Regions from separate parts of the Homo sapiens genome. Here region 1 is linked to region 2. A link is a loop called in an ENCODE intact Hi-C map of the cell type or tissue named here. Cell type or tissue: IMR-90. All regions are shown on one strand. Each heading gives the region's core, and the rest is flanking DNA. Links, peaks and the distances in the headings are about the cores only.

Region 1 (12,435 bases), core at 1,818-9,817, 280 kb after region 2:
ATGGAACAAAAAGCAAGACCCAATTATATTCTTTCTGCAAAAAAACAATGCACTTCAAATATAAGACAAAAATAAAATAAGTAAATGAATGTAAAGACTATGCCATGCTAACTCTAATAAAATGAAAGTTACACTGGTTATATAAATATAGAAAGTATATTTCAGATCAAAGAATATTACCAGGGAAGAAGAGAAAAAGAAGGTTTTACATAATGTTAAAGGTATAATTTTATGAATTGGACCTCACAATCTCAAATATTCGTGTACCTGATAATGCAGCTTTAAAGTATATAACAAAAAAACTGATCAAACAGGAAGAAATAGACAAATCTAGAAGTACTGTCAGATATTTCAGTATCCCCCTATAATTGACATTAAATGCACACAGAAAATTATTAAGCATCTACAGAACTTGAACAGTGCTACCAACTGACTTAACCTAATTGAGTTATAAAACACACAGAACCAGAAACGGAAGAATACACATTCTTTCTGAAAGCACAGAGAACATTTACAAAGATGGACTATATTCTATCCATAAAGTTTAAAGGGTTAATGTATACAATGACATCTGATAACAAGAAAATTAAATTAGAAATCAATAACAGTCAAATATTTAAAAAATCCTCAAATTTTGGAAACTAAATAATTCATAGATAAAAGAAGAAATTGAGAGTGGGTCAAAAATATTTACCAAAATAAAAATTAAAATACAATGTACCAAAATTTATAAGATGCCACTAAAGCAGTACTTATTAATAAGAGGAGAATTTAGGGCATTAAATACTATAAAGGTACCAAATTAATGACTTCACCTTTATTTTAAGAAACTAGAAAAAGAAGAGCTCGAATTTGTGGTAGAAAGGAAAGAGTAAGTACTGGAGTGACAATCAATAAAATAGAAAAGACAAAAGAAAAAATAAATGAAGCCAAAAATTCGTTCTTAGAATGAGTAATAAATGTGATAAACATTCAGTCATACTTACTAGGGAAAAAATGGGAGAAAACATAAGTTAGAAATATCATGAATTAGAAGTGACATCATTGAAGAGTCTACAGACATTAAAAGAATGATAAGAAAATATATTTTTATAGTCTTAACACCATACATTCAGTTACCTAGATAAAATGAACAAATAAATTTCTTGAAAGTCACAAAGTATAAGTGCTCACTGATAACTGAATACATAAATAATGTTAATATATTGATATCAATTTATTAAGTTAGATTTGTAGGAAAAAAAAAAAACTTCTCACAAGAAAAACTCCAGATACAGATAGCTTCACTGGAGAAGAAAACCAAACATTTCAAATAAATAATACCCATTATACACCAACTCTTGAAGAAAATTTAAATGAAAGAAATGCTTCCTGCCTTAGTCTGCTTTGATTGCCATATAAAATACCAAGACTGCATGGCTTAAACAACAGAAATTTATTTCTCAGAGTTCTGAAGGCTAGATAGCCTAAGGTTAAGATGTGAGTAATATAAGATTCATTCTGAGTACTCTTGAGTCATAAGTAGTTGCCATCTCTGTGTGCCCACAAGACCTCTGGACACACAGAGAGGAAGGGAAAGAAAGAAAGCAAATTCCCCCATGTGTTTTCTTATAAGGGCACTAATCCTATCATGAGGGTTCTAATCCTTCTGACCTCACTCTGACCTTAATTACCTCCCTACAGCCCCATCTCTAAACACCATCACACTGGGAGTTAGGACTTAAACAAATAAATTTTGTGAGAACACAAAAGTTCAATTCATATCACTTTCCAACTCATTCTATAAAAATAACATTACCCTGATTCTAAAACTAGTTTAAGATATTACAGGAAAAGCACAGACCAATATCCCTCATGAGTGTAAATACTAAAAATCTAAAGAAACTTAGAGAAAATTGAGCTCAATGACATATTTTTAAAAAGACAATACATCATGATCAAGTGGAATTTATCCTGGGAATGCAATACTGGTTTATCAGAGGATCTGTCAATGCAAATCACCATATTAATAAGCCAAAAAAAACAAACAAAAAACCAAGTTACATATAATAATTTCCATGCAGAAATACTTTTGACCAAATTCAACTTCCATTTCTTTTTTGTTGTTGTTGTTGTTGTTGTTGTTTATTTTGAGAGAGTGTCTCACTCTGTCACCCAGGCTGGAGTGCAGTAGTATGAACACGGCTCACTGAAGTCTCAACTTCTGGGGCTCACACTATCCTCCTGCCTCTGCCTACCAAATCAACATCCATTTCTTAAGTATTTGATAACACAACATATTAAATTAAGTAATAATTTAATTGTACATTAAAAATAACTAAGAGTATAATTGGATTGTTTGTAACACAAAGGATAAATGCTTGAGGGGATGGATAGCCAGTTTTCCATGATGTGATTATTATACATTGCATGCCTCTACCAAAATATCTCATGTACTCCATAAATATATAAAGCTACTGAGTACCCAGAAAAAAATTAAAAATAAAATTTTAAACTTTCAGCAAACTAGAATTAGAAGAGAACTTCTGTAACTTAATAAAGGGCATGTGTGAAAAACTTACAAGTAATAGTTCTACGTAATGACTTTGGATCTGATTACAGGCCTGTATTCCATTACAAAATCCATCTAACTGCGTGCTTAAAATCAGTAAATTTTGTTTTATATAAATGATATTTCAGTGAATCTGGTGAAAAGTTACATTATAAAATCTCTCATGTAGAATGTTATTTTACCTTGCACGCTACTAATCATTATCAGAACATCACCTATAAATTTTTATTGAAAGGGGCTTCTCACCCCCTCCTCCACACACAAACTACTCCATTTTAAAACACAAATCATGACAAATTATTCCTTTCATCAAGAAAAATGGTGTCTATGTAACTTATTCCCAAGTGTTGTAATCTATTTTCTTCAGTGATATCTTCCTGCCAACAATTCATCATATTTTGTTTTCAGACCTTTAACAATGATATAAATTTTATGTATCAAAAATATTATAACAACCCATTTCTACTTATGTGTCAAATCTTTCCTCCTAATTATTTTATTTCTTCCACTTAATAAACAAATGCCCCGGGTTATTACAATTTGCTTTTCCCCTGGAGAGTTTTATACACTTTATTTACACTGCCTCACCAAAATTATTAACAAGAATATCTTATTATTATTACATTATAGTGTCCCCAGGCAGAACCTGAAGTCTTGCTGAAACTAAAAGCTGGCAGAAGCTATTGATATTTTTATACAGTTCCAGGTAAGACAATAGAGAGAGGTTAGCATAAAGAGCTGAAGCTATTTGGGCTTCTTAATGCAACATAGATGAAAAGAGTCAAGAATGTAGTCCCAGCCTACCAAAAAAATAAAAACAAGAAAATTAGAGCAGGTGATAGAAAACCAGGGTCAGAACAAAACTGACAATTAAGGGTTGCAGATAACTGCAAACCAAGAGTCAGAGACTTGAGAGCAATGTCAACAAAGGTAGAGGAATTTGGGACTAATACATCAGCGAATTACTGGGATCTTCAGAATCAAAACAAAAATGAAATAGGAAGCATTCACAAGGTTTAAACTTGAAAAAGTATGTCTGGATCAAAGCATCTATTTGCAGATAATTACCCCCAAGTTTCTGTCTACAATCACTAACTTTAATCAAATGATCCTCTGATATGCCCGTGCTCACATAGGCCTTGCTCTTCTGGCCCTGCAATACTTTGGACCAGAAAACAGATTGATGCAATGAAGGGAGGAGAATCAGAATGAACAGTTTAATTAAAATAACATTTTTAGCTGAATTCTCAAGGTATTTACGTCTAAACCAGATATCTTTCTCTCTTTCTCTTTTTTTTCTTTCTTTCCTTTTTTTTTTTTAGACAGAGTCTCACTCTGTCACCCACGCTGGAGGACAGTGGCACGATTTCAGCTCACTGCAGCCTCTGCCTTCCCAGTTCAAGTGATTCTTGTAGCCTCCTGAGTAGCTGGGATTATAGGCATGTGCCGCCATGGCCAGCTAATTTTTTTTTTTTTTTTTTTTTTTTTTAGTAGAGACAGGGTTTCACCATGTTGGCCAAGATGGTCTTGAACTTCTGACCTCAAGTGATCCACTCTCCTTGGCCTCCCAAAGTGCTGGGATTAGAGCCGTGAGCCATCACGCCCAGCCCCAGAGAGCTTTCTTACTTGAAATTCTTGTTTCTATCTATGCTTTGGCTTTTCTTACCATTTTGATGTGTTCTTGGTATCACCTTGAAAAGCCCTGTTACTGGTTTCTCCTTTCTCATCCCGTGATTCAGCTCCATGGATAGCAGACTAGAGTTGTAGCCTACATAAGAATGTGGCTATAATTTTGCATATCCTTGGCTTCTCACTCTGCCCAGTCTTTATTTCACAGTAGCAGCAATCACATATTGACAAGACGTATTGTTTAGAAGACTTTTCTAAGACTTACAGAAAGTGCTTGCTAGAAGTATGTCTTGGATTATAATATCATTATTAATACAGCAATAGTGTTTAAAGAGTATTCCAGGATTCCAATGAATGTATTTTAGGCAACAGAGTTAAGAGCTCTTGTCCAACTGGGCTTGTTGAACTGTATCTCTAGTCATCATTGTCCCATTTGTTCTTAATAGAGTTATCACTTGAATGAAATGAAATTCTAAGCAAAATAAAATAATTTGAGTTAGGTCAGGAAGAGAAGTTCTGATTTGAGAAAGCTACATAGAGTTCAGAGAAGCTGAGAGAATCTAGAGAATCTCTGGGTTCTTCGTTCTTCCCACTCACTACACAATATACACAGAAATTTACCCTTAAAATTTCATCTCTCACTTTTTTCTTATCATTAATATTTTTTTCCTATTTCACCATTTTCCTGAATTCTGTTTATATTTAGTCTTACTACAGAACTTACTGGCTACTAGGTTGTAATTTAGAAGGACATTTCCTTGCAGATATATTCTGGAAGATGTCACTATCAGCAGCAGAAATTCAGCTGTCCTGACCAATAAGAAACATTCCGTTGGTCTTTGCACAAGAATGTGCCCACTTGGACTGTTTAATGAATTGTAGGTCTCACAAATTGCAGCCACTGTGTCTAAGGAATGTTCTCTCTCATTAAACAAATTATATTATTTCTAGGCCTCCCCCACACTCAAAACATACTCAATTTTCTTAATGACTCTGTAAGACAAGGTTTAGATAATACAGAAGGCATGGATATAGTATGATACTGAGGTCATAACAAATATTCAAAGTGACTCATGGAGTGTTAGCCACAGGGATTTGCCTCCTCTCTGAGGGATTTTGTTTTTGTAGGTTCACTCATAAAGATTAAAAGAAATAGGCAATGGGATAGTAAACTGGAAAATATATTTGAAGACATAATTCAATTTCTATCCAGTGGCAAAAAAAAAAAAAAACCAGCTAAGACGTTATAATATTGTCTCTGCCTTTTAATTCTCTAAGTGAAACCAGACTATCATGTAATAAATCTACTTTAAAGTGATTCTTTTAAAGGTAAAAAGTTGAAGGTAACCACAGAGAAGAATTTTAACCTTATGAGTAATAATCTAAAATGGTTTTTGTATTTATGTCTAAAACGAATGCATTGTCGGAGCAATCTGACCACGCAAATTCCTGTTACTGACGGGCAGAGCTGGGATTCCTGTTGTAAGCCTGATGTGGCTGTCTTCCTCTCCCTGTTCCATTTCTAGAAGTTGTAATGTTAAGATGCCACAATGCCTGCTGATGGTACTAGACAGAGTATTGCAGATGTTCTTTGAATACAAATACTGCCTGCCTCACATACCCGTGAGAATAGCTGCAGAATGGAGGCCATGATTAGAGGATGGAATTCAATGACCATTACTCCTGCTTATGTTATTAATTAGAAACATTCTACACATAAACAAGAGTTTCGGAGGAGCCTGTTATTAATGTAACAAAGAGATCTTTTCAGTATCTGCCATTTACACACACACGGTTCTCAGTGATTCCCAGAAATTGTTAGTAAAATCAAGTTGTTTAGAGCGCATGGCCAGATTTTTCTCATTTCCCAACCTCTGTGCAGAGCATGCTGGAATGAGTTATTGAGGGAAACTCTAAGAATAGAAATACTATTAATTCATGCATGTATAAAGTGCTTAACAGCTTACAAAACACATGCATACCTGCTACCTCATTAATCTTCACAACCATAAGAGATATGTTACTGATATTATTGCCATTTTACAAAGAAGAAAAAAAGGAGGTTTGGGAAGCATAAATAACTTTATAGGATCACATGGCTATTAAAAAGTGGAGTTGGAGCTACCATTTATATTTTTGATTGCAAGTGTGGGGAGTATCTACACTGAACTAAAAAATGACCAGCTAGCTCCAAAATAGAAAATACCTATAATTAGGCATGGTCCTCTCTGAACATAGCAAGTTATCTTTGCTGAATGCTAGATGTACATTCCACGCATAGAAGCAGAGAGGGCATTGGTGGAATTTGGTGCCTCTCCAAGCAGTGCTCCTTAGAATGCGATTCACATATTGGGTTGGTCTGCTGTTCGTAACTGGTCTCAAAGGAGATAAGTGCCAACATGGAGAGTAAGCATTTGGAATGTGGCATGGCAACTTCACAGAGTAAATCTGTATCTGTTGAATGACAAAAAATTGGAGTTTATATTTTGAATGTCCTTTTAAAAAAGTTTTATATTTTGTATTCATTTATGTTTATTGTATTTTACAAAAGGAGCAGCCCACAAGAAATTGTGGGAAGAAAATGGTTCCTCTCCCAGTTTTGCGTGCATGAGAAGCTCCACTTCAGGGGAGACTCACCTTGCCAAACTAGAGAATGCATCTGTGTTCAAATTCCTCAGGGCATCCTTAACAAGCTGTGTTCCACTCCACTGAATTGGCTTCCCGTGGATTCTCTCTGAAGGGCCCCTACATATTGTTTCCTGAGGAAACCTGAGTTTACACCAACATATCCTTGTCTGTAATGACCACTTCTGAAGAGTGGTTGCATTAGTTTTCTCTTGCTGTGTAAAAAGTTAGCCCAAACTCACTGGCTTATAACAACACCCATCTATTATCTTACAGTTTTGGTAGGTCAGAAGGCAGGGCACACATAACTGAGTCCCCTGCTCAAGGCCTCACAAGGTTGAAATCGACATGTTGGTAGGACTGCATTTTCATCTGGAGTTCAAGGTGCTCTTCCAACTCAGGTATGTTGCTGGCAGAATTCAATTTCTTGTGGCTGTAGGACGGAAGCCCTGTTTTCTTGCTGTCAGCCAAGGAGTGCCCTCAGGTCCTAGAAGCTGCCTCAGGTCTTAGCCAAATGGAGCTCACCAGAGGCAGTTCACCACATTTGTTTTCTTCCAAAGGAGTGGGAGAGAGATTCCAGTGTGTGACCTTCTTTTAAAAGGGTTACCTGATCAGGTTAGGCCCACCCAGGACAATCTCCCTTTTGATTAGCTCAAAGCCAACTGATTAATAGCCTAATCAATGACCTGGTATCCTGTTATGTTCATTGGTCCCAACAACAGTGAAACCGAGAAGATTATACCTGGCATGTATGTTCAGATGAGAATTTAGGGTGCATTTTAGAATTCTCACTACCACAGAGGTCGACACTTGATAAAAAGACACAAGGAAAATGCATTGCTCTATGAACTTGTCTTGCTACTCTCTTTAAAAAGTTTGCCTGGTAATACTATTAATTAAAATGTGTTACATTTCATTTATGTTGAACTTCACTGATTCCATTCCAGACTCTGCCCTCAATTTCAGAGAAGGAAGAATCATCTGTCTTAAGAGGTGTTTTGATCTTAAAATGCCAAAACAACAGTCTCTAGAGCCTTCATGAATCAAATTCAGACCCATCAATGCTTTCTACTGTGGCACTGCCAGATTGCTGGAATTATACTCATTACATCCAGCAGTTATGGGACTATGGGACTGTAAATGGAATAGAGCACATAATCTTAGGATGAGGTCAGGAGAAGTCAGACTTTGAAACTAACAAAATGGACACATAGTACAATGCATGACAGCATCTGTAACACTTCTTGGAGTGAAGTCTTTTAGATAATTTACTTTGGAAACTAAGGCACCAAAACCAAGATAAAATGAAATAAACTACAATCTTAGAAATCATAATAGTTCTGTCACTAGGTAATGTTATAACAGGAGGTTTGAACATGAATAAAAAATGCTGGAGAAGAAGTCATCAAAAATTAGAATTTTGCAGTCTCCAGTACTATTTAAAGACAATGAAACTCAAAATCATTGACTTAAAAAAAGAAAGCAATACCTGTGGTGGTTACACACAATATGAAGGAGTATCACTGAAGCTTAATAACTTTTCTCTTAATACCATTCAATTCTGTTCATTAGCAATAGGCACTAGCATTTATATGGTACTTTCAAAAAGAATATTTCATGTTTTTATAGACACACTTCAATTTATTCTAAGCTTAAAGTGTCAAAACCTCCTTCTCATGATGGTTTGTTTTGTCAAGTAGATTGTCTTAGTTAAAAAAAAAAAAAACAGACAAAAAAAGCAAGCAAGAAAGGTACTCTATGCAATAGTTAGAACCCTTTGGTGCTGCAACGAACAAATTTCTTCTAACTAAATTAAAGTGGCATTCACAAAAAGGATGACAAAGGACAATTCTTTTTTTTTTTTTTTTTTGAGACGGAGTCTTGCTCTGTCCCCCAGGCTGGAGTGCAGTGGCGCAATCTCGGCTCACTGCAAGCTCCGCCTCCCGGGTTCACGCCATTCTCCTGCCTCAGCCTCCCGAGTAGCCGGGACTACAGGCGCCCACCACCACGCCCGGCTAATTTTTTGTATTTTTAGTAGAGACGGGGTTTCACCGTGGTCTCGATCTCCCGACCTTGTGATCCACCCGCCTCGGCCTCCCAGAGTGCTGGGATTACAAGCGTGAGCCACCGCGCCCGGCCGACAAAGGACAATTCTTAAAAAGACATATAAACATGACATACAGATGTAAACACATGGAAGATTTGGAAGATTTTATTTAACTCATTAATTAATAAGAGAAATCATAGATGCTGTAACTATTTCAAAAAGCACTCAAAGTATCACACACTCAGTCTTATTAGAAATGCTGAAACATTTACAATGGATGCAAAAACTAATAAAACTGATTCATATTTAATATCCACAGATTGATAATCAATTGCATTCCACCAGACATAATTTGGATTTCTATGGACAGGAATCATTTGCATTGCTATTGGATTTCTACAGGTTAACTTCTTGTCAGCATTGTGAAACAGCCTAGTTAAAAACAGAATAAAATGAAGGCAGACACCTCTACAGGATCAGACAATCCTTGGAGGTTTCAGCATTTCACTGAAATGATATCCAGCAATCTCTTTTGCCCATTTCAAAATCTTGCCCTTGTATATAGAAAGATTTCCTAGACAACAAGTAAAGGATTCAGCAAGACTCTAGGAACAGGCCTGGAGTGGCATGCATTATTGAACTTAAAATATATTTTGCCTCCACTTTGGCTTTTTACATGCTTGCTCTCTCTTGCTGAGTACTTATTTTCTCTCTTTACAAATCCAAATAGTGGATAATGGTAAGGAACTAATTACTCTCAAGTTTATATGTGATATGTTGAAAAGCCCAGCCAACATTACTAATTTTTACATTACAGTGATGCAACCCAACCCTGAGGGTATAGTTACTCTTAAATGAACAGAATACACTAAATTTTTGACCTGAGCAGCATAATCTGGACTTCTTTGTGCTCTACCAAAGAATAACTACTTAGTGAGGCCCACAGAGAAAGAAGGAGGTGAATCAGTTAACATTAACATCAGTGGAGACAATCATATTATCCTCTCAGCCATGGCAAAGGGCTGGAGATGAGGGGGCTATTATAAACTAACTTTATTTTTACCAGTTTAGTGATCTTGTATAGATCAAAGTTTACAATTATCTGCCCTTTTGGGGGGTATAAATACTAAACTTAGAAATTCTAACTTTCAAATTAATGTATCTTTTTACTCAACCTTTCCTTTCCTAAAGACAGGCTTCCTGCTCCAGATTTGCTAACAGAAGGGGACACTGTGGGAACATCTTGATAATTGAGACATCGTTAGTCTAATTACTTATATCACACCCCTGCTTCACCTTCACCCTCCCCCATTTCTTCGAGAAGCATCTGCTAAATGTCAGTAGTTAAGATGTGTCAGACAGAATCCAGAACTGCATAGCTTAGTTTGCTGGGAGGTAGCCAGAGAGGAGAAGAGGAAGAAAAATATTCCTTTCTTTCAAATTCTTTTTTCAGTTGTTATGCTGATTGTTTTACAAAAGAGAAGAGTCCAACAAAAATCTAAAGATAGATAATTTTGTGCCTGAGTGAGTATGCGTGAGCACATTGGCGGGGGGGGGTTGTGTGTGTGAGAGAGAGAGAGAGAAAGAAAGATTTGCCAGTCAGGCAACAGTAAAGGTATACACACATGCGGGAAAAGGCATGACATCATTGGTATGATTCATTTGGTTGTTAATGATTTAATGGCTCTTTAAATAGGATGGAGAGTGGAACATATATAAAACTCAGCATACCACTTATACCCTGATGGATCAGACCTTAAAATATAGCTATTGAACTAGACGCCAGTCATTTCTAGGTCTGACTACCTGGGGAAGATAGCTATTACTAGCTGTTGATGGTCAAAATTATATATGTTGTATATAAAATGTAGAGGTAATAAAAATGTTCTTTTCTTCAAACACCACCACCTCATTTTCTAAGTAATGATGTCATCTACAATCACTAAGTATACTTGTTCAATTCCACAGAGTGGTAGTTCTCAACTTGGGGTACCCGTAGAAGACAGAATTCCATTTCAGACTTACTGCATCAGAATACTCAGAGGAGAAGTCCATTTTCAAAACCCCATAATATATTCTTATCTACACCAGGGTTTGAGAACCACTTTAGAGAAGGCTCCTGGTCTCTCTGAGCAGCCAGATCTATAATATCAGTAGCCATTACTAGGGAAAGGACATGTACAGTACAGGGTGGGGATATAAAATGGGAAGAAAACAGTAATAAATGTTTTTGGAAAATAAGTAATCATGAAAGCACAAGTCATTTAATAACTTGTTCATTATAGTATAGAAAGACCAAGGGAAAATATAAATATATACATAATTTATCCTCTACCTACTCTCACTTTTAGTTTAGACCACCATTGACATGTTTCTCCTCACCAGACTAAACACAGGTAACTCTGTATTCTCAATGAGGGTAGGGACCTTGCTGTGCTCTTTGCTGTATTTTCAGTTTGGGGCATGTAATATGAATGTAAATATTTGTTGAACAAAAAGAATTATGTACTCAGAATCAGAAATAATTTTGGGTTATAACTTCTTTGACTTAGACACAATTTTTTAATTTTTGTTCTGTTCTGTTTGGCTAAGCTTCACTATTCCGAGAAATGATTATGGCGCAAAAACCCTTCACGTCTTGTCTACTTCATTCCATCACCAGGGACATAGAAGAGCTTTTACTACTCCACAGTGCCATATGCCTCTGAAGTCAAATGTCCCTCCATGTTCCCTAATGGGGAACAAATTTTTCCATTTGTTCCCCGTTAAAATAATATAAAATTTTTCATCAAATTCATATTCTTTGCTCCAATATCTGAATTTTGTTTTCAGGGCCATTAACAAAATCAAAAAAGTAAAATATAGTGGACAGATGCACCTTGTTCCTGCTCCTTTCCCCTGAGCATATCTCATTCATGTATATATGAATATATATATTCCCCTGAGCATATATCATTCATATATATACACATATATGAATATATATACACACACATATATGAATATATATACACACACATATATGAATATATATACACACATATATGAATATATATACACACACATATATGAATATATACACACATATATGAATATATATACACATATATGTATATATATTCATATATATGTATATATACATATATGTGTATATATATTCACATATATGAATATATATACATATATATGAATATATGTATATGAATATATATACACATATATGAATATATATTCATATATGTGTATATATGTATATATATGCACATATATGAGTATATATACGTATATATGAGTATATATACATATATATGAGTATATATACATATATATGAGTATATATACACATATGAGTATATATACATACATGAGTATATATACATATATGTGTATATATACATATATATGAGTATATACATATATGTATATATATTCATATACATGTATATATATTCATATATGTATATATTCATATACATGTATATATATACATATATGAATATATATACTCATATATGAATATATATACTCATATACATGAATATATATACACATATACATGAATATATATATACATATATATGAA
Region 2 (12,435 bases), core at 1,456-9,455:
ATTTGTCTTAGGCACAGTAAATCACGGAATGGTTTAGAGTATGCTGCCTTGGACACACTGCTAGGGGAGTGTGTTTTTAAAGTGAAAAGATCTATATGAAGTGATATTACAGTATCAGACACACTCAGTTAAGTCTTACTTAGCAACGTGCAGCTTTTGCATCACAATTATTCCAGTCACTCTCAAGAAATAGAGGTAGGTCAAATTTAATCAGGAAGTGGTCCAATGTTGTGATGGCACCCAGGATTTATTTCTTTAGAATGTGTTAGCATTTCTAGCTTTTCCCTTTAGTTGGCTTAAGAAATTGGTATGTTGTATGATCTGAGCAATTATGTGAATTCCCATGAGTAAGCACAGGTTTCTCTACAGACTCAAAAGATTTTAAGTATTCCTAGATGACTCTTTCCTGCACAAAGATTACTGATTCAAATAATCTGAGACCTCATGCATATAGAAGAGTATCATAAGACTTTCACTTTGAATTTGCTAGAATCTTATCTTCATCTGAGATTCCAGCATTTAACTTTGCCTGTAAAAAGGGGAAATGTAGGCTGTTTGTGAAAATATACACTGAGGTAGTTGTTGAAACTTTCAAGTTCACCCTGTCTTAGAGGTTCGCTTCTGAAGCAGCGCTCAGCTTACCTCCTGGTAGGAGGAACACACATACACTAAATGCTTCTCTAAGGAGACAAGCATCCCATGTGACCTTTTCCTTCTGTATTCTTAACACTGATTTATCACCATTGCAGCTGTTTAGCATTTTGCAGGGTGGTGCACTTCCCCTCCCATCTCTGCTTTTTCTCCCTTCTTCATAGTCCCTGTCTGCAAAAGAGCCCTGTATTTTAAATATTTTATACTCAGCAGCAGTAAATGTTTTCAGGCATTGGGTAACACTATCGCTGCTATGAGAGAAAAGAGTTGAAAACATCTGTGATGCCAAACTTCGTGGAAAAGAAAAAAAATAACAAAGCATTGTTTGTCACACTGTCACTAAACATTATCCCTCAGAATCAGTCCTATTTGTATATGAAAACTTCAATTGCAGGGTCTGAAAAAGAAAAGCTCAGGATTTTCTAGAATAAAAACAGATCATCTTTTTAAGCTAAAGAATAGAAGCTTTTAAATTACTCTCTGGGAAGGTCTGTAGGAAAAAATAAATAATTCTAGGAAGAATAATGTGTGTATTATGAAACCATTATTAAGATTTCAAAACAGTAAGAGACAATTGAAGAACCCATTGTAAGTAGTGATTGTCATTTAGCGGAGATCTACTTTTAACCCAGGATTGTTATATTTCAAACTGAGGTCAAGGAAAAGAAAGGTTTCTTTGGCATCCATCAGATAAATCAGCCCACCTTTTCCAAAGCTCCTGCTGATAAATACGGTGCTTCCCTGATTTAACTCTTAAACAGTCTGTGTGAGTAGAAGATGAAGGACAAGGCAAGATCTGCTCTTGGCTCATTTTCCCAATATAGGCAAAGCCCTCAACTTCATTTTCTTGGTTCCTTGAAAATAGAAAAAAAATTTTAAAAATGTTATGACTGCCATACCTGGTGGGAAATCACTGGAGTTGAACTTGTCACCCTCTTAATCCACTTATGATGATAGAGTGCTGATTTGTGCATCTAATTATTGAAGCCTAATTATTGCTGCAGTGAAATCAATGTGGCATGTTAAATATGCGCCACACTCCCAGGAATGAGACCTGTGCTTCCCCTTCTTCTCATGTTAGTGGTGACCTTATTTATAATCTTATTCAAACGAAAGCTTTGTCAAAGATTCAAAGTCACCCTTCACAGGCATTGAGAGCTCTTCAGTGTGTGTCTGAAGGTTATATGTAATGAAGTTTGGCTTAATAAGTAGAAATTACTAATTTATTAGAGTTCCTTGAGGTGGAAAAGAGGAATGTAGATTAAAAAAAAAATCTCATAGATGCATTTTACAAAGTATTTAAAAAGCAGTTTTGAAAATGTTCCACACCAGCCGGCACGGTGGCTCACGCCTGTAATCCCAGCACTTTCGGAGGCCGAGGCAGTCTGATCACTTGAGGTCAGGAATTCGAGACCAGCCTGGCCAACACGGTGAAACGCCGTATCTACAAAAAATACAAAAATAGCTGGGCGCAGTGGCAGGTGCCTGTAATCCCAGCTACTTGGGAGGCTGAGGCAGTAGAACTGCTTGAACCTGGGAGTCAGAGGTTGCAGTGAGCCCAAGATCATGCTACTGCACTCCAGCCTGGGCGACGGAGTGAGACTCCATCTCACGAAAAACAGACAAACGAAAATGTTCCACACCAAGAGTTACTAATCATATAAATGCTATATTCCTTGGGTGGGGAGTATTCTTTTTTTTTTCCTCAGAAAACGAACTGGCTTAAGAGATTAAAATAAAACACTCAGAATACACATGATCATTTCTTGTATGGAAACAGCAACTAGAAGAAGAAAAGAATTAAGTTCCCTGGGGTCAGAATGCTGATGGATTATGTTTATCTTGTTAATTATATGATGGTGATGAGCATTATGGTTTGCATTGTCAAGAATCACTCCTTAATACTCTGTTTCAGAGGTCACAGGTGTGACCCAAGAAACTGTATTTTTCAGTCTTGACCGACAATGTTATATTTATAGCAATTTGCTATGTGTCACATGCTCTTTTAAGAATTTCACATGAATTACTTCCATTATCCCTCCTACCAACCCCGACATGTATGCTATACCCATTTTATGGTTTAAGAAGCTGAGGCAAAGAAAAGTTAAACAACTTCCCTAAAATCACAGTGAATGGCAGAGTTACAAGTCTATATAAAGATGTGTTCTAAGTGATGACCTAGAAAAAGAAAATGGACATAATTGATGACCGTTGGCTAAAAATGATGCTTCCCTGTGCAACTCCTCTCCAAAAGGCCTTAAGTATACTGACTTCTATTAAACATAGCACTTCAGTCACACATAGACTCTGTTTTATTGAGGTTTAAGAAAAATATTCGTTTGCCTTCATTGGTTATTTATTTGGTTGCTCATTTTGGAATGTGCAGCTTTATTAGTAAAAGGGGGCTTAGTGTTCTTAATGATGTAAAGGAACAAAAAAGTAACAAATCACTGGGTTTTCCTGTCTATTGCTGGCCAGGGATCTATTTCTCCTCACTTTTTTGCTTTGATGGGTGTGTGTCTGTGTGTGTGTTCCAAAAGACTCAAGCAGCTTCATGGGTTTATGGAGGCTCAGTAGACAGAAATAATGGAGTAAAAAAGGAAAATGTGAATTCATTCTGAAAAGAGTGTCTAAGAGAGGAGAGATGACAAAATCAGATATTTAATGTAGTGGAACAAATGCTGGGAGAGGCTGAGAACAAGACTTAGCAGGGCTGTTTTGATTTTCTCACAGGTATCTTATAATCACCCAGTGATGGTGGGATGTAAGTATGGAGGTTGAAGGCAGAGACACAGTATTGTAATGCTGCATTTTAGGATGACTTCAATCAAGCAAAATCAACTTTGTGTCAAGTCCTGCTTGGTGATAGCTATGAGTTAACAAAAAGGGCAGAAACTTTCAGCTACAGCATTTCCATTTATCAATAAATTTACATTGCTATAAAATTAATCATTGGATTGTCAACTGTTACATAGATGTTTCAAATGAAGTGTCTTTTCTTGTCAATAGGAATAGAAGCTTATAAAAACACAGGGACAGTGGTTTTTGCTCTTGTGGATGGCCTTTAATACCTAGCAAAACCCTGGACGTCAAGAACTGAACTGAATTTAATTGACTATATTATATTATATCAATGTATCTTTAACTTGCTCTTTGTCTATCCCTGTGACCCAAAAAGTGATGTGTCCAATTCTGGGCTATTCAATTTAAGGTTTCCACTTCTTGCTCTTTATTTGATTGAAGTTGGATGAGAGAAAATAAAGCCTATGTAATATATAATATATTGATGTTATATTCACATACACATATGCTTTTACAAAAGCAAGTTTTGGCCTAAGCTACACTTTAGAATCCTATCATTGTACTTTTATCAAATGAGGTTAGTATCTAAAAATAATAGATACAATTATTGGCAGAAATTTCTCATTAAAATAAAGAAATAAACATCAAAGGCAGGTCTGAACACAGAAAGTTTGCATCCTAAATCTTTTTTCATGGAGATCACAAATTCCCTGAAGCATCAAACATATATATATTCTGGAGATATATATATATATATATATTTTTTTTTTTGAGAGAGATATATATATATATATTTTTGAGATATATATATATATTTTCTGGATATATATATATTTTCTGGATATATATATATTCTGGACATATATATATTCTGGATATATATATCCTGGACATATATATATATATTCTGGATATATATATCCTGGACATATATATATATATATATTCTGGATATATATATATATATTCTGGATATATATATCCTGGACATATATATATATATATATATATATATATATATATTCTGGATATATATATCCTGGACATATATATATATATATATTCTGGATATATATATATTCTGGATATATATATATATTCTGGATATATATATATATATTCTGGATATATATATATATATTCTGGATATATATATCTATATATTCTGGATATATATATCCTGGACATATATATATATATTCTAGATATATATATTCTGGATATACACATATTCTGAATATAGATATAGATACAGATATAGATATAGATATATTCTGTAGTCTACTGCCCATTAGCTGAAGAAAACATGGTCACTGGCTCATATTTAAAGTAAGAGAAAAAAATTACTTCTCCTTCGGATACATTTGTCAAAGCTCCAAAGAAATAAACAATCTGTGAATAGTTCAGCACAATTATATATTTACAAAGCATAGTGGATTTAGTCTAACATTTTCCCACCTGGAAAAACTGGGCTTAAGTATCTCCGACAAACAAAAAGCAATACTGCGTTCTTCCCAATATGCCATGTCACCTTTGTAGCACTCACACACTTGCAGGGAAGGGACTCGGGGTTGGGGGTGGTTCTGATGTAGAAATTGCAGATGGAGAGCTGGGCTCTGGGGATGGAAATGGAGAGAAGCGAAAAAGAGCCTGGAGAAACGGCTGTCATATTTGCTCAGAAGAACCGCCAAATCAGAGAGCACAGAAGATTTCATTGGAGGAGCGCCTTCAACAGCAACTAATCCTGTCATACTGAAAGAAAATTGTAAATGTTCTCTCCAGAAATTGTCCGCCCATTGCAGCTAATCGAACACACACGCACGAATACAGACACGCTCTCCTGCTGTACTAAAGGCGCCAGGGCGCAAAGACCTAGGGAGCGCGCGCGGGCACACACACACACACACACACACACACAGACACACACACACTCACACACTCCAGGCTGCGGGTTGGCCAGAGCCTGGAAATCGCAGATTTCACCAGGAAATCGCCGAGGTACCCGAATAGGTGTTGCCTCCCAAAACTAATTCCTACTTCCCCAAGCACTTTGGTGAAGAAATGAATCCAGCCCAGCTCGCCGAGGCATCCAGGTCTCCATTCTATTTTGGTCTCCAGGCTCTTCGTGAAAGCCAGGTTTGAAAGTCTTGTTTGCTTCTCCTTTAGTGGTTTGGCGTGGAGGGCGGGGGCAGCGTCAATTTAACTCCAGTCTAAACCACGAACAGGTCACAGACTAGCCAAGTGGCTGAGACGAGTGTGGGGTGCGTGACTCTGCCTGCGCGCGCGCCAGCCCCGCAGCTCTCGCCAGAGCCTTGGGGTCGGTTCTCTCCCGCCTCTCCCGCCTCTCCCGCCCCACCCCTACAGTGTCTCGGCATCAACTAATCTTTTCCTTTTCTTTTGCAAGATCAAGGGAGAAAGAGAACCGGCAGCTGGCCTCGGACTCTAAGCGGTGCGCAGCTCCAGCCCGAGCGGATCGGCCCTGAACCCACAAAGGACTCCTCGCTCCTTCAAGCCTCCACCACCTCGCAGCCGGGGAGGCAACTGGAGCGAAACCAGCGACAGGTAAGGGCCCCGCGCTGTGCAGCTCTCCGCTTACCCACTCCAAGGGCCCTGGCACCAGGGGGTCTCTCCCTTCATATCCCCCCAAGCCGGAGGCTCAGGGGTCGGGGCTTGGGGGAATTGGAGGGAGGTCCTCCCCACGTGCAGATTCTCAAACGGAAACTTTGGATCCTGGGGCTTGGAGGGTTGCGAGCAGTGATGGCGGGTCTGAAAGGAAGGGGCAAACGAGGCACAGCGCGAGGCGAGGTACCCCTACGATTCCGACGGTCACTGAGTCCAGCCGAATGTGGCGAAAGCAGCCTGGGAGCTGCGCTGTCCCGGCGTCGCTCCCTATTCCAGCCCCCCATTCCCTCTACTGTTGCTGACCCCCCTCCCGCCACCCACTCCAGATGCAGCCATGGACAAGACAAGGAGAGCTTCGTCCCTCCCGCCCCTCGGGTTCCTTCCTGCTGGGGTCTGACCGCGTCTTCTGTGCGTGTGGGATGGAGGCCCGGCTCGCTCGGGCTCCGAGCTGTCCCCCGGCTCCGCTTTCGGAGCAGCCCTTGGGCGCTGGAGAGGTTTCCCATTGCGGTCTCCAGGTCATGGCCAAGGAGGAGAAGCAATTAGAATGGGGGAAAGGGTCCCAAGACAAAGGAGAGGGAAGCATTCTGCAATCCCATCCTATTTGAGCCCCGCGCAGGAGCTGGACTGTCCGCCGTGGCTGGGGGACAAGGTCTCAGCCCGAAGCTCATGAGGTACCAGACAGTGCCTGGGCTTCGCCACCTAACTCACAATGGGTCCTGAACCGCCCGGGCAGTCCCCGGGGTCGTAGACTGGGGACCGCTGCACCCCTCCCCGCCCGCAATGTCCCTTGGAGTCCGCACCTGAGGTCCCAGGCAATCGCCGCTAACTTGTAGCTCTCGGACACGGACAGGTGCGGTCCATGCCTGGTGCCGGTAGACGCGCAGAAATTCCACCTGTGCGCGCTGCCCGGCGCCCCTGGGGCCCCTCACGGGGTAAGTAGAGACTCATCTGGGAGAGGTGAAAATTCCCCAGAATTATTGACACACACGGCGGCACACCCTTTGCCTCCGTCCGCCTCCAGCATCCGCATCCCTTTCTCTATCTTCCTGCCCATTGCCGTCCTCGAGGCTGCCCTGAGATACAGAATTGTCCCAGGCTGAGTCCACCGACCCGCCAGTCCCTGGCGATGATGCCAAGGCTCTTGCATGTACGGAAATACCAGCAGGGAGGTTCGCCAGGGGCAGAGAGGCTGGAGGAGAACAGAGAATTGGAGGTAAACGCGTAAAGCCAGCAGAACTGTCGGTGGACATTTCACCCAGGCCGCCCTCCCGCGTCTTTAAGTCAGTTCACCGCCACAGCACGTCTGTGACTGCGGCCACCCAGGGCTCCAAGTCTGCCAGCCCAGGCGCCGCGAGCCAAGAAGAGCGCGGCGCCTCCCACTCCTCAAGCTCCGGAATCCCCCACATCGACTTTCTATTTCCCTGTCTTCTTTTCTTTTTTGTTTGTTTTGCTTTTCCTGCTCTTTTCTTAGCGCTGGGTGGCAGTGGGTATGCGGCAGCCGTGTGATTTGCCCATCCCCTAGTACACGCAGCCAGCGACACAAGCACACAGCGACCAGTCCCCACGCTGTGCCACACACCCTCCAGCGGTCCGGCGCGCAGCCCCTGCTCCACAGCCCGGGACGCCTGCAGCCACCGCCAGGGTCATGGCCATGGCCCACGCAGGGCTCTGCGGGTGGAGAGGGGAAGTCAGCCTAGACTCCAGAGAGAAACCCTGGGGCAACCCGAAAGGCCTGAGGAAAACTGGAATTGGGGTTAGGCATGAGGGGAGGGAGTCTCTGGGGAAAACGGGCCGGGCTGTGCGGAGCCCTGAGGGCTCCTGCGGCTGCAGCGCTGCAGGCCGCCCGCGTCTCGCCCCGCCCCGCCGCTGGGCGTCCCCGCCAGGAGCCCACCCGCGGGCGGCAGCTTTTCTCCATGCTGCCCAGGGAAGTTCGATGCCTGGTGCTGGGATGCGCCAGCGCTTCTGTTCGCTTCTGGCAATCCTGGCGTCTCCCAATGAGAGGGCTCTCAAAATGAAGCTTTTAATAAACTCCAGAGTAAGGAACTCGGGATTGTGCGGCAAAGGCCGCGCATTGCACTTTGTGAGCAATCGGTAAATATGCGCAACCATATGATAGGAAATATATGCATTTTCATTGATAAGAAAAAAAGAGATGATGGTATTTTTAAACAGAAGCCACAAACAGGCATACCTGTGCCATTGTTGGGGAGCTAATAATAAAGGCACTGATGATCACAGGAGTAAGAACAATTGACTTGGCCAAGAGACAATTTTAAGCTGGGAACTGTATTCGGCTGCAGTTCAGAAAGTGGACTTTTGAGACTTGTCAAACGAATGGAAGAATTTTGTGCCAACAATGTCCCAGCTTTGCAGGCTTGGCAGCTGAGGACTCAGAAGTAACAAATTAATGCCAGGTGAATTATTATTGTTACTACTATTATCAAAATGTGTTCCAGTTGCAGCAATACAATGGATAAGCAACTTCCTATTGACTCTATTTGCTTTCCTGGGCTAGACAATAATGCCAATTAAAACTTAAAAAATTTAACCTGACCCTAAAAAGAGGTGAGAACTCCAGCCAAATCTGTTTACCATTTTAAAATAAAGCTCTGTGAATGAGGTGGGGTGGGAATGGGGGAAAGTTTTGGGACTCCAAATTCCCAGGGCTAGACTGTCTGAAAGATGCTTCATTTTCCTATAAAATAAAGAGGCATGTTTGTTTGTAGAAGGGTGCTTGAGGGTGCCTGGAGGCAAATTGGAGTGAGCAAATAGGTGGATTTGAATACTGTCATAGTTCCAGTAAAAGGGAACCCAAAGAGCATGTTTTCAGCTCTCAACTAACTTCAGAGTCAGATGTGGAAAGAACTAGCAGGTGAAATACTGGTAAAAGTCCCTTTGGAGTGAGTTCCCATGGTCCTTCAATTTTGGGAGGCTGAGACTGTTGTCTTCATGTTAAAAAACAAACAAACAAAAACACATATTGCTCTAAATTTGACCCTATCGCCTTCATTGCCCAGAAAGTCCAGATAGTCAAGCATCCAGATGTGTCTTTACTGGACAATTTTCCAATTCCAATTCCAGAGCAGCCATTCCCCAGGGCCAATAGGAATGGGTGGTTTCAGAGATCCAAAGAAAACAGTCCCAGACTGCTGGCAGGTAGGGAAGGCACAAAAAGCATGAATGACACTGTCTTCAATGGAAGTTAGGCTGGCTAATTAGGAGTCCTATGTCTCTCTGACCCACAACAATGAGTAAAGTTAAAACAAGTACAAAAGAGGGAGAAGAGAAGAAATTAGAACAAAAGGGAAATGAAGACGGAATGGGAGAGAGAAAAATGAGGACAAGAATCTGTAGGTATATCAATAATCGTGCTGGATTCAACCTCCATCACTGATGTCAGCCTTTGTTTAGAATATGCATGTGAGCGAACCCTTTCTATTATCTTCACAAGATCACCCAGACACCATTCTCAATCCTGTCTTAAACTTTTCCCACTTTACTCAATAGGACAGAGACTGACAGAAACATTTTGCCACACAGTTCTCTTGAAGAATTGGTTTTCTTTATTTAAACTTATATTTGACTTGCTTGAGATTTTATGACATGGACTCTCCGTGGCATAGTTCCCAAGAGACTCCTATGTATCGAAAGCCACCAATGTCCACCTTGTGACTACTAACAACTGGCTTTTGCTTCCTGTACCCACTCTGTCCACCTTTGGTTCATTGAGCAGGCATCAGGACTTCTCTCATTTAAGATAAATGGCATAAGTATACTGATTGCATATCCCACAGCTCACCTGGCCTATGTGGTGGAGGTGGTATGTGGGGAAAGAGATGCAAGTCACCTTTCCTTAGGCAGGTATTTTTGCTGTGTGTATTCTAAGTCCTTGGCATTATTCTAAGCATCTTCCCATATGATATTTTCTGTTTTGTCAGTTGCTTTAGCCTCACTGCTTAAAATACAGCCAGGCATACCTAAGAAACATATTAAATCTCTTTTGAATGAGTTAATACAGCAATCAATTTTCTCATTTTATCTTTGCAACAATCCTATGTAGTAGATGTTATTTTCTACAGGAAGAAATCAGCATTCAGAGGGGTCTGGTAATGACCCGAGATCATACAGCTAGTAAGTTGCAGCCCCTGGATTCAAACACAAGCTTGTTGGACTCCACTGTCTTAGTTCTTATAGTGTGTCAATCGGTTCGCTATAAATAGTTGTGGCACTTGTTTTCCCTGTGTTTGGGGAAAACAAAACCATGGCATTCAGAAGTTCAATGATGTTCTCCCCATCTGTTAATACAACTTTGCATGTTTTTGTTAGATCCTCCAAACCTTAAGCAAAGAAGAGGCAGTGCTGAGTAGGCTCTTAGTTGGCACGTGCTTGTCTTGTTTAGTCAGTGATTGCCTCTGGCAGAGGTAAACGAGGGCACCAAAATTTTGGCAGATGCCATTTTCACCTCTCAGCAATACTAAGACATTATTAAACAGAAGTTCTTTTGTCTGATGCATAGTAATAAAAGATAATTTTGATATCATTCAGCTGAGTTCATGATAGGAAGCAGATCAAGAGACTTTTTCAAGGTGACACAGCTAACCAAGAACTGCATAAGAACACACACATCCCAATCCCAGTCTAGTTGTCTCTCCATTTTTTCATGCTAAATGAGTTCTCTTTTTCTATAAGATTGTTGGCACTTAAGATTCTGAATTTCAATGGCCCCATTTACTTTTAATTAGTATTTATTATCCACATGTGCTTTGAAAAGTATAATGTTACTTTGTAAACTGCTATTAGCAAAGAATGAGGTAGGTTCCAGTTGGTTTGCCTCTTTCCACTCTTTATATATCTTTGTCTTACTTTATTTATTTCTCTTTTTTTTTCTTCACATGTTCTAGCTCCTTCTTTTATACTATGACCTAAATATACAATCATCTTAACTGGTGCTGTTACCATGGTAATGTTTCATGGTAGATAAGGGTACACACTAAAAACTCAGTTTTCTCATTTTCTTTCATTAGTAATGGAATTCCTTCTGTCTCTCTTTTTTTTCTCTGTCTTCCCCCATGCCCTCCCTCTCTCTCTGCCCCCCCTCTCTCCCCTCTTCCCTCCCAAATCCAAGCTTTCACTGAATGATGCCCTCTGGTGTTCAATAACTGGAAGCACATTGGATTGGATAGGACAAGGACATCCGTTTTAAAGCTTAGGGAGAATTTCAATTTCAAACAAAAATTCAACTGGACCTAAGCAAGAAGGACTTTGAATTAATATGTTTTTAAGCAAAGAGATTAGTAGAATACATTTGTTGTCTGGGCATGTCAAATGTTGTTTACTATGTATACAGTTATGGCAAAGGGGTGGGAAGGATATTTATACCCTTACAGGTTTAACATTGTTATGAAAATGTTCTTATGGAAGAAAAAGAGATGCCACCGAGATATCCCTGGGAGGATAGTCTGATAGAATATTCTGCACATTTAAGTCTTTAAGACTTCTAAATGGAAGTCTTCTATCTTTAGAATGGAAACATTTTTCTTGCTGAATATATATATATATATGTAAAAAATGCATGTGTGTGTATGTGTGTATATATATACACATATATACATATATACACATATATACATATATACACACATATATACATATATATACACACACATACACACACATGAATTTTATATATATATATATATCTCCAGCAAGAAAAAAATATATATACATATATACATATACATACACACATACACACACGCGTGAGAAAGAAAGAGTGGAGGTATTTGTTAGGTGAGAAACGTAGACGTTTTACTCTTACTTACATGATTGTGTGAATAATAATATCAAGCTGCACATTTTTATTAATCCCTAAATACATGGCAAACTAGAAGTGAGGTTGATATGCTATAAACATATCTTCTTTCTTTCTCATTCCAAATTCCACTGCTGCCCTCTGATCAGACCCCAGGTTAAATCTGTTCCCTCAGAGGCTTCCCTGGAATCCATCCCCCTCTTTCCATCCGGGCATCTTTTCAGACCTTTCGCACCTCTCACATGAACTATCACCAGAGCCATATGCTTCTAACCGGTCTCCCACTCTCCAGTCTTTCTCTAGTACAAGCTACTCCTCACATTGCCAGAGTGACCTTTCTAAAATGCAAATCTGAACATGTCGTTCTCCTGTTTAAAATTCTTCAGTGTTTCTCAACAGTCTAGGATAAACCCTGAGATCAAACCCATGTGAGAGCTTCCATAGCTCATAGAGCTGTTTTGCCAGCCATCTTTCTCACAGGCATTTCTTCATCCTCCAACTGCACAAGGAAAGAATCCATGCACATAGCTTAGTGTAATGACTGGTAC

The links. Peaks named below come from ENCODE experiments on the same cell type or tissue, not always from the same donor. Only the 100,000 strongest peaks of a DNase experiment are listed, where the experiment ranks them.
Region 1: it touches region 2 in a loop (4-fold over the local background); 6 of 110 quality-filtered maps call a loop at or near these places.

The regions. Positions count from the first base shown.
Region 1 is chr7:137,141,061-137,153,495 of GRCh38, forward strand. All of the region lies in intron 1 of LOC349160 (a long non-coding RNA gene), which reads right to left. Among named protein-coding and RNA genes, the nearest start is that of PTN, 200 kb to the right of the region's middle. In IMR-90, for the core only: no CTCF peak of the experiment used is centred there; DNase peaks (open chromatin) are centred at 5,261 and 5,651; H3K4me3 peaks cover 561 bases; H3K27ac peaks cover 4,581 bases.
Region 2 is chr7:136,863,404-136,875,838 of GRCh38, forward strand. CHRM2 (cholinergic receptor muscarinic 2) reads left to right here and starts at 5,249. Exons shown (of 4, transcript NM_001006630.2): 1 at 5,249-5,589; 2 at 5,858-6,015. RefSeq lists an enhancer at 5,928-6,690. In IMR-90, for the core only: no CTCF peak of the experiment used is centred there; DNase peaks (open chromatin) are centred at 5,228 and 5,718; H3K4me3 peaks cover 4,584 bases; H3K27ac peaks cover 4,187 bases.